2 separate regions of the Mus musculus genome follow, and region 2 is linked to region 1. A link is a contact called in ENCODE Hi-C or POLR2A ChIA-PET data. All regions are on one chromosome and are shown on one strand. Each heading gives the region's core, a stretch centred on a gene start or an enhancer-like site at or near the end of the contact. The rest is flanking DNA. Distances are from core to core; before and after follow the strand shown.

The links. Hi-C counts contacts between places; a loop is a spot of excess contacts on that map. ChIA-PET counts read pairs that join two places held with the same protein, here RNA polymerase II (POLR2A).
Region 2: a loop to region 1 is called in a map of left cerebral cortex, with 16 times the contacts of the local background. The contact joins two enhancer-like sites. A Hi-C loop is called at or near these places in 4 of 37 maps with a recorded cell type or tissue (ES-E14, adrenal gland, left cerebral cortex and 1 more). POLR2A ChIA-PET finds 5 or more read pairs at or near these places in 2 of 5 experiments (both embryonic stem cell).

What each region holds. Positions count from the first base shown.
Region 1 is chr14:47,589,144-47,592,295 of GRCm38, reverse strand. No RefSeq gene overlaps it. Among named protein-coding and RNA genes, the nearest start is that of Atg14, 22 kb to the right of the region's middle. Within about 2 kb of position 1,484, at least 1 of the 3 ENCODE cell types and tissues checked has a DNase peak (open chromatin) inside an H3K27ac peak, as active enhancers do.
Region 2 is chr14:50,902,879-50,906,030 of GRCm38, reverse strand. No RefSeq gene overlaps it. Among named protein-coding and RNA genes, the nearest start is that of Klhl33, 7.0 kb to the right of the region's middle. Within about 2 kb of position 1,544, at least 2 of the 3 ENCODE cell types and tissues checked have a DNase peak (open chromatin) inside an H3K27ac peak, as active enhancers do.

The DNA of each region.
Region 1 (3,152 bases), core at 235-2,734:
GGGCAGGGATTGGGGACCCCCCTCAGCATTCTGTCGTATGTGATGGGGCATAGTTTAAATTTTATTTTAGAGGCTGGAGAGATGGCTCAACAGTTAAGAGTGCTTGTTGATCTTTCGGAGGTTAGGAGTTCGGTTACCAGCATCCATAGCAGGACTTTTAACAATCATCTGCAATTTTAGTTCCTAAATTGAATGAAGATGGCTCCATTGGTCCATAGCAACTGACATTACTGGGAGGTGTGGCCTTGTGGGAGAAGGTGTGGGAGTAGACTTTGATGTCTTAGAAGTTCAAACCAGGTCTAGCGGCTGACAGTTCCTGACTGTTGCATGCAGATCCATATTTAGAATTCTCAGCTCCTTTTCTAGCACCATACCTGCCTATATATGACCATGCTTCCCAACATGATGATAATGAACTGAACCAGTACCAAATTAAATGTTTTCCTTTATAAGAATTACCGTGGTAATGGTGTCTCTTCACAGCAATAGAAACCTGAACTACGTAAGACAGGATACAAGGATGCTCTCTTCTGGCCTTCTCAGACATACTCACATGCACAAGCAGTGCATACACACAGAGAGACACACAAAATGGAGTAGGATATAAATAACATTGATCTGTTTTAGTTAGTTTGGGATGCCGTAGCAAAAAACCATCACAAACTGGGCAGTTTAAACAACAGAAATTCTCTTCTTCACCATTCCAGAGATTGGAAATTTAAGACCAAGGTACCCAAGGCCACCCTCTCTTCTTCCCTTCTAGATAGCCCCCTTCTTTCTGTCCCTTCTTCCCTTCTAGATAGCCTCCTTCTTTCTGTTCCTTTTGCAGCCCTTTCTCAAAACATGCACAACTCTGGTGTCTGTGTGTACTCACTCGCTATTCTTTTTTTTTTTTAAGATTTATTTATTTATTATATGTAAGTACACTGTAGCTGTCTTCAGACACTCCAGAAGAGGGCATCAGATTTCGTTATGGATGGTTGTGAGCCACCATGTGGTTGCTGGGATTTGAACTCGGGACCTTCGGAAGAGCAGTCGGTGCTCTTAACCACTGAGCCATCTCGCCAGCCCCTCACTTGCTATTCTAATGAAGACACCAGATTTATTTTTTAAAAAGATTTACTTACTATTATATCTAAATGCACTATAACTGTCTTCAGACACACCAGAAGAGGGTGTCAGATCTTATTAAGGATGGTTGTGAGCCACGATGTGGGTTGCTGGGATTTGAACTCAGGACCTTAAGAAGAGCAGTCTGTACTCTTAACTGCTGAGTCATCTCTCCAGATTTTTTAAATTGGTGTTTAAAAATACCTGTGACCTTTGGGGGGCAAGCAGTCTAAGTGCAATTATGAATACAAGAGTTCCTGATCTGTCAGGCTGGCACTGAGCCTGCAGCTCAGTAGGCTGCCGCCTTTAGCATACGTTATTAAATGAATCCATGCACCATTATATAAGATTCCAGCGTTGTCAGAAGGCTCCCTTTATCCTGATTAGAGAAACCATCCTTGGAGCTGTCGATTCTAGGACGTGTTTCCCACACTCCATGCTCGGGGTGGATTGCTTCATTAACTAACATCTATTGAGCAAATCAGCTTGGAACAGAGACAGGTGGATGAATAATTAAAAAAAAATTTTCTCTGAAGCAGTAGAATCAAATGGGAAAGACATTATTTTAAGTCTCCAAGTTCGTTTTGAAATCTCTTACATAAATGTGTCTGTTTATAGAACCATTCAGCACAGTTAAGTTCCTAAGAAAGCCAACGCATTGGAATTAATGATCCGCAGAAAGACAAATCTCTAGATATTTGCGTTTGCATTATCTTCTTGAATTATCTGGACCCTAACCATGGAGCAACAGAGTTCTGTATGTAGCTAAAGATAAATTCTCTGTAATTGCTGAAAATCTACCTGGGGCTTGGGGGTGCAAAATAATAACAGAAGTACCACATCTGGGTGGGTGGGATGGCTCTGTTGGTAGAGCCACTTGCTACCAGGCCTGATACTCTGAGTAGGATTCCTTCCACATGTTGGAATAAGAGAACCTACTCTTGACAATTGTCTTTTGACCATCACAAGTTTTCTTTTCTTTTCTTTTTTTTTTTGGTTTTTCAGGACAGGGTTTCGCTGTATAGCCCTGGCTGTCCTGGATCTCACTTTGTAGACCAGGCTGGCCTCGAACTCAGAAATCTGCCTGCCTCTGCCTCCCGAGAGCTGGGATCAAAGGTGTGCGCCACCACGCCCAGCTCATCACAAGTTTTCTGTAGAGTACACTTGTCCATGGACACTCCAGCAAACATAATACATATAAAAGAGATTCCACACCTGAAAATCTGTGTATGATGGTGAACCCTGTAATGCCAGCACTTGGAGGGTAGAGGATATATAGTTTGTGACCAGCCTGAGCTACATGAGAAGAGGGAAGGGGAATAAAAGAGGAAGGAAGGAAGGAAGGAAGGAAGGAAGGAAGGAAGGAAGGAAGGAAGGAAGGAAGGGAGGGAAAAGAAAGGAAAGGTGAAAGAAAAGCTGTTCCTTTCTCACCATGAGCCATTGCCAGCCCCTTCCTCCCTGTGCAGCCAGCAGCATCTTGCCTGGCTCATCAGCTTCTCTGCATCCCTCCTGACTCAGCACCCCACCAGACTGACCCTGCCTTGCCTTGCTGCCTGTGCCTGATAAATGGCCTCTGCTCTCTGCATAGAGAGCACCAAAGCTCCTCTGACTCTCCCTGTGACATCCAGGGTAACCATGATGCCAACGAACCCTGTTTCAGAATGCTCAGAATTGTGCTTCAACTATAGTAAGTATGCTTGCTTTTCTCCAGCCCAAGCTTTTATTTTTAAAGATTTATTTATTTTATGTATCTAAGTACACTGTAGCTGTCTTCAGACACATTAGAAGAGGGAGTCAGATATCATTATAGATGGTTGTGAGCCACCGTGTGGTTGCTGGTATTTGAACTCAGGACCTCTGGAAGTCAGTGTTCTTAACCACTGAGCCATCTCTACAGCCCCAAGTATGCTTGCTTTTAAAGTCAATGCTTCTGGGTGCACAGTTTATGTTTTAAACATGAAAACTCATTTCAGGATAAAGGTGTAGAGAGGAGAAGTTCAGATTTCCCTATTCTTTTTCTGTCCTTAATGGATTATAACTAA
Region 2 (3,152 bases), core at 295-2,794, 3.3 Mb before region 1:
AAAGAGGGTCTGCTATGTATCCCAAAATGCACTTTGACTCCATACATTTTAAAATCTTAAACTTTCAGGAACCATTCAGGTTCAGGAAAGGTATTTTGGAAACTGATGTAGGGGAATTTGGGTCTCTTGATTACTTTTCTGATCCTGCCTGATTGCATTTAAACAGACCCCAGAGAAGGGGCAAAGAGTTCAGACCAAAGATCTAGCCAGGTTGTAGTCACCAGCATTTGATGACAGTCACTGGAAAGTTGATAGGCAACTGGCTCCTATAACCCAGGCTCTAGGCCCTACATGGCTACTGACCCTGTCCTTACTAAGGCAGACTTCAGTTTCAGGGTGGAGTATGAAGAAAACATCAGTTGGTATCCAGCAGGCAGCTCTGAGTGCTGGCAATGTGACTTGGGAGAAGAGAGTTCAGAGCTTCCATTGGTGGACACCCTGATGAAGCCATCCTTGAGAAGCATTGGTCCAACTGGACCTGCAGCCTCACTTCTGTTCCCTTCTATGGTTTAGAGGCATGTCTAACAACATGATATAAGCTTCCTCTTTCTGAAGAGTCTGAAGAGGAAATCCACTTAATATGATGGAGGTGATGGACTGGGAGAAGAGAAGAGAAACTGTTGTAGGGGTATAATATATGCATTTTGTTTGTTTGTTTGTTTGTTTTGTTTTTCAAGACAGGGTTTCTCTGTATAGCCCTGGCTGTCCTGGAACTCACTTTGTAGACCAGGCTGGCCTCGAACTCAGAAATCCACCTGCCTCTGCCTCCCGAGTGCTGGGATTAAAGGTGTGCACCACCACGCCCGGCTGAGAGAATTTTTAAAAACGATTTCAAAAATATACAACTTTGATTTGCTCCTTCAGCTTGTTTTTCACTGCAGTGTAATGTTAGGCTGCTATGGAGATTTTTGCTTAACCCTCCGGGGGTTATGGAGGTACAGTAATTCTATCCAACAGCCAGGACAAAATCAAGTAGAGGTTAAGGGTTTTTTTTCCCCCAAATCTTACAGCTTATATAAACGGAAGATGACCCAAATGTCAAGATAGTTCCCAGATCCAACTCTCTTCCCACTTTGATTCCTCCAATTTTAGCCAAACATAAAAGTATCCTTTAATAAATTAATTTTCTTGGGCTGGAGAGATGGCTCAGCGGTTAAGAGCACTGACTGCTCTTCCGAAGGTCCTGAGTTCAAATCCCAGCAACCACATGGTGGCTTAAAACCATCTGTAATGAGATCTGGCGCCCTCTTCTGGAGTGTCTGAAGACAGCTACAGTGTATATACATATAACAATAAATAAATCTTTTTAAAAAAATTAATTAATTAATTAATTGTCTTGTTCTGTTCCCAGGCCTTTCACGGGGAATGTTGGGGGCACCCTATTTACTGATTATTTGAATTGTCCACTACTTGGCTCAGTAGGAGGACCCCGCAGCCCATGCACCTCAGCTTCCCAAGTCAGCCAGCTTTCAGGCAGCATCCCACCTCCATCCCCATCCCCTGCTCGGGCTTCCGGGCCCAGCTTCTGGTCTCTAAAAGCCGGCCTCAGTGGCTTGAGCGATGATTCCTGGCCTCTGGGCCCCGCCCCGCCTCCGCTCCGCGCCCAAGATGCCCTAGAAGGGCAACTAAATCCCATATGACTCACCCTTCCCTAAGACCTGCATGCTGTTTCCCACTGGAAAGCAATGCTGGGCTGCCGAAACTCCTAGCTTTCGGTCACTGCTGATTGCCTGGTCCCTGGCTCCTGGCGTACGACACTGAGGGGCCCTCTGTATATCACCACCTGCCACTGGGTTGTGCCAAGTGCATCCACAGCGGTCTAATTTCAATGACCGCCTCAGCCTTATAGTTTGTGCTTTTCCGTCTACAACTCGCTGAACGGAGACTAGAGCGTGGAGAGTCTAGTCTGGTCCCTGAAGCCAGGCAGAGGAGAAGTGTGTAGCTGCTCTGCGCAGCCACTCTCTTGCCAGTGGGAGGGGCAGAGGCCGCTGGTGAACAGAGAGGTCGCTGTTCCCCATCACCTACCAGGGAGGAATTTCTCCACCGTCCTCTTGGGTACTAGGGAAAAGGAAATAGTCCTGGAGTCTCTGCTGCTGTGGAGAGAAGTCCTAGTTCTTTGCTTTACCCCCATTCGGAAGCTTAATTTAACCTTTCCCCGTCTTCAGACGTACACACTTTATAAGAGGGATCTGTAGAAAACCAAATTGGTTAGGAGTGATTGAAACCTGGTTGTTTGTGTCATGGGTGGACTTGGTCAGTTCTGTGTGAACGAGGGCTATTATTGCTAAACAGTTTAGACAAGGAAAGAACATTGCATTTTAGAGTGTTTAGCAATAATTGCTATCTATTACTAATTAAATTACTTATTTTATTAGCTATTATTCATAATTATGTTAGCTATTAGTCACTAAGTTATTATTCTATTAAAAGATTTTACTAGGGGTTTAGAGAGGTGGTTCAGTGATTAGTAGCATTTACTGCTCTTACAGAAGGCCAGGTTCGGTCTCCAGAAGCCACATCTGGCAGTTCACAGCCACCACCTGTAACTCCAGTTCCAGGGAACCCACTTCTGGCCTCCATAAGTGTTTCATGCATGTGGTTACCATAATGACAAGAAGGCGCACACACTCATAAGCATTTATAGAGGATTTTTATTGGAATGACTTCTTTTTATTGTCAGCTATTTCTTTCTTTCTTTCTTTTTTTTTTTTTTTTTTTTTTTGAGACAGGGTGTCTCTGTGTAGCCCTGGCTGTCCTGGAACTCACTTTGTAGACCAGGCTGGCCTCGAACTCAGAAATCCACCTGCCTCTGCCTCCCACAGCTATTACTTATATGGCCTTTTTCCTCTACTAGCAGAGAGTGTAACAAGTCTCAGAGCACATCTAATTTAACAGTTTGTCACCAGCTCAGGGCCTGAGGAAAGGATTTGCTTAACAAAAGAAGCACCCATGTTTCATTTGGCTTTGCTGTGGACTCACTCTTAAGGAGGTGTGACTAAGTACCTTGAGTCTCAGTGAAGTCAAAGGTGCTGTGTCCGAGATGGGAAGGATGATGATCCATCCGCTGGTGAATAGACAGTGCAGACAAATGCGTCTGACCTAAAAGGCCCAGTGCCTGGAGGGAGGTTCAAGGGGGCGGGGGTCTGTCCCTA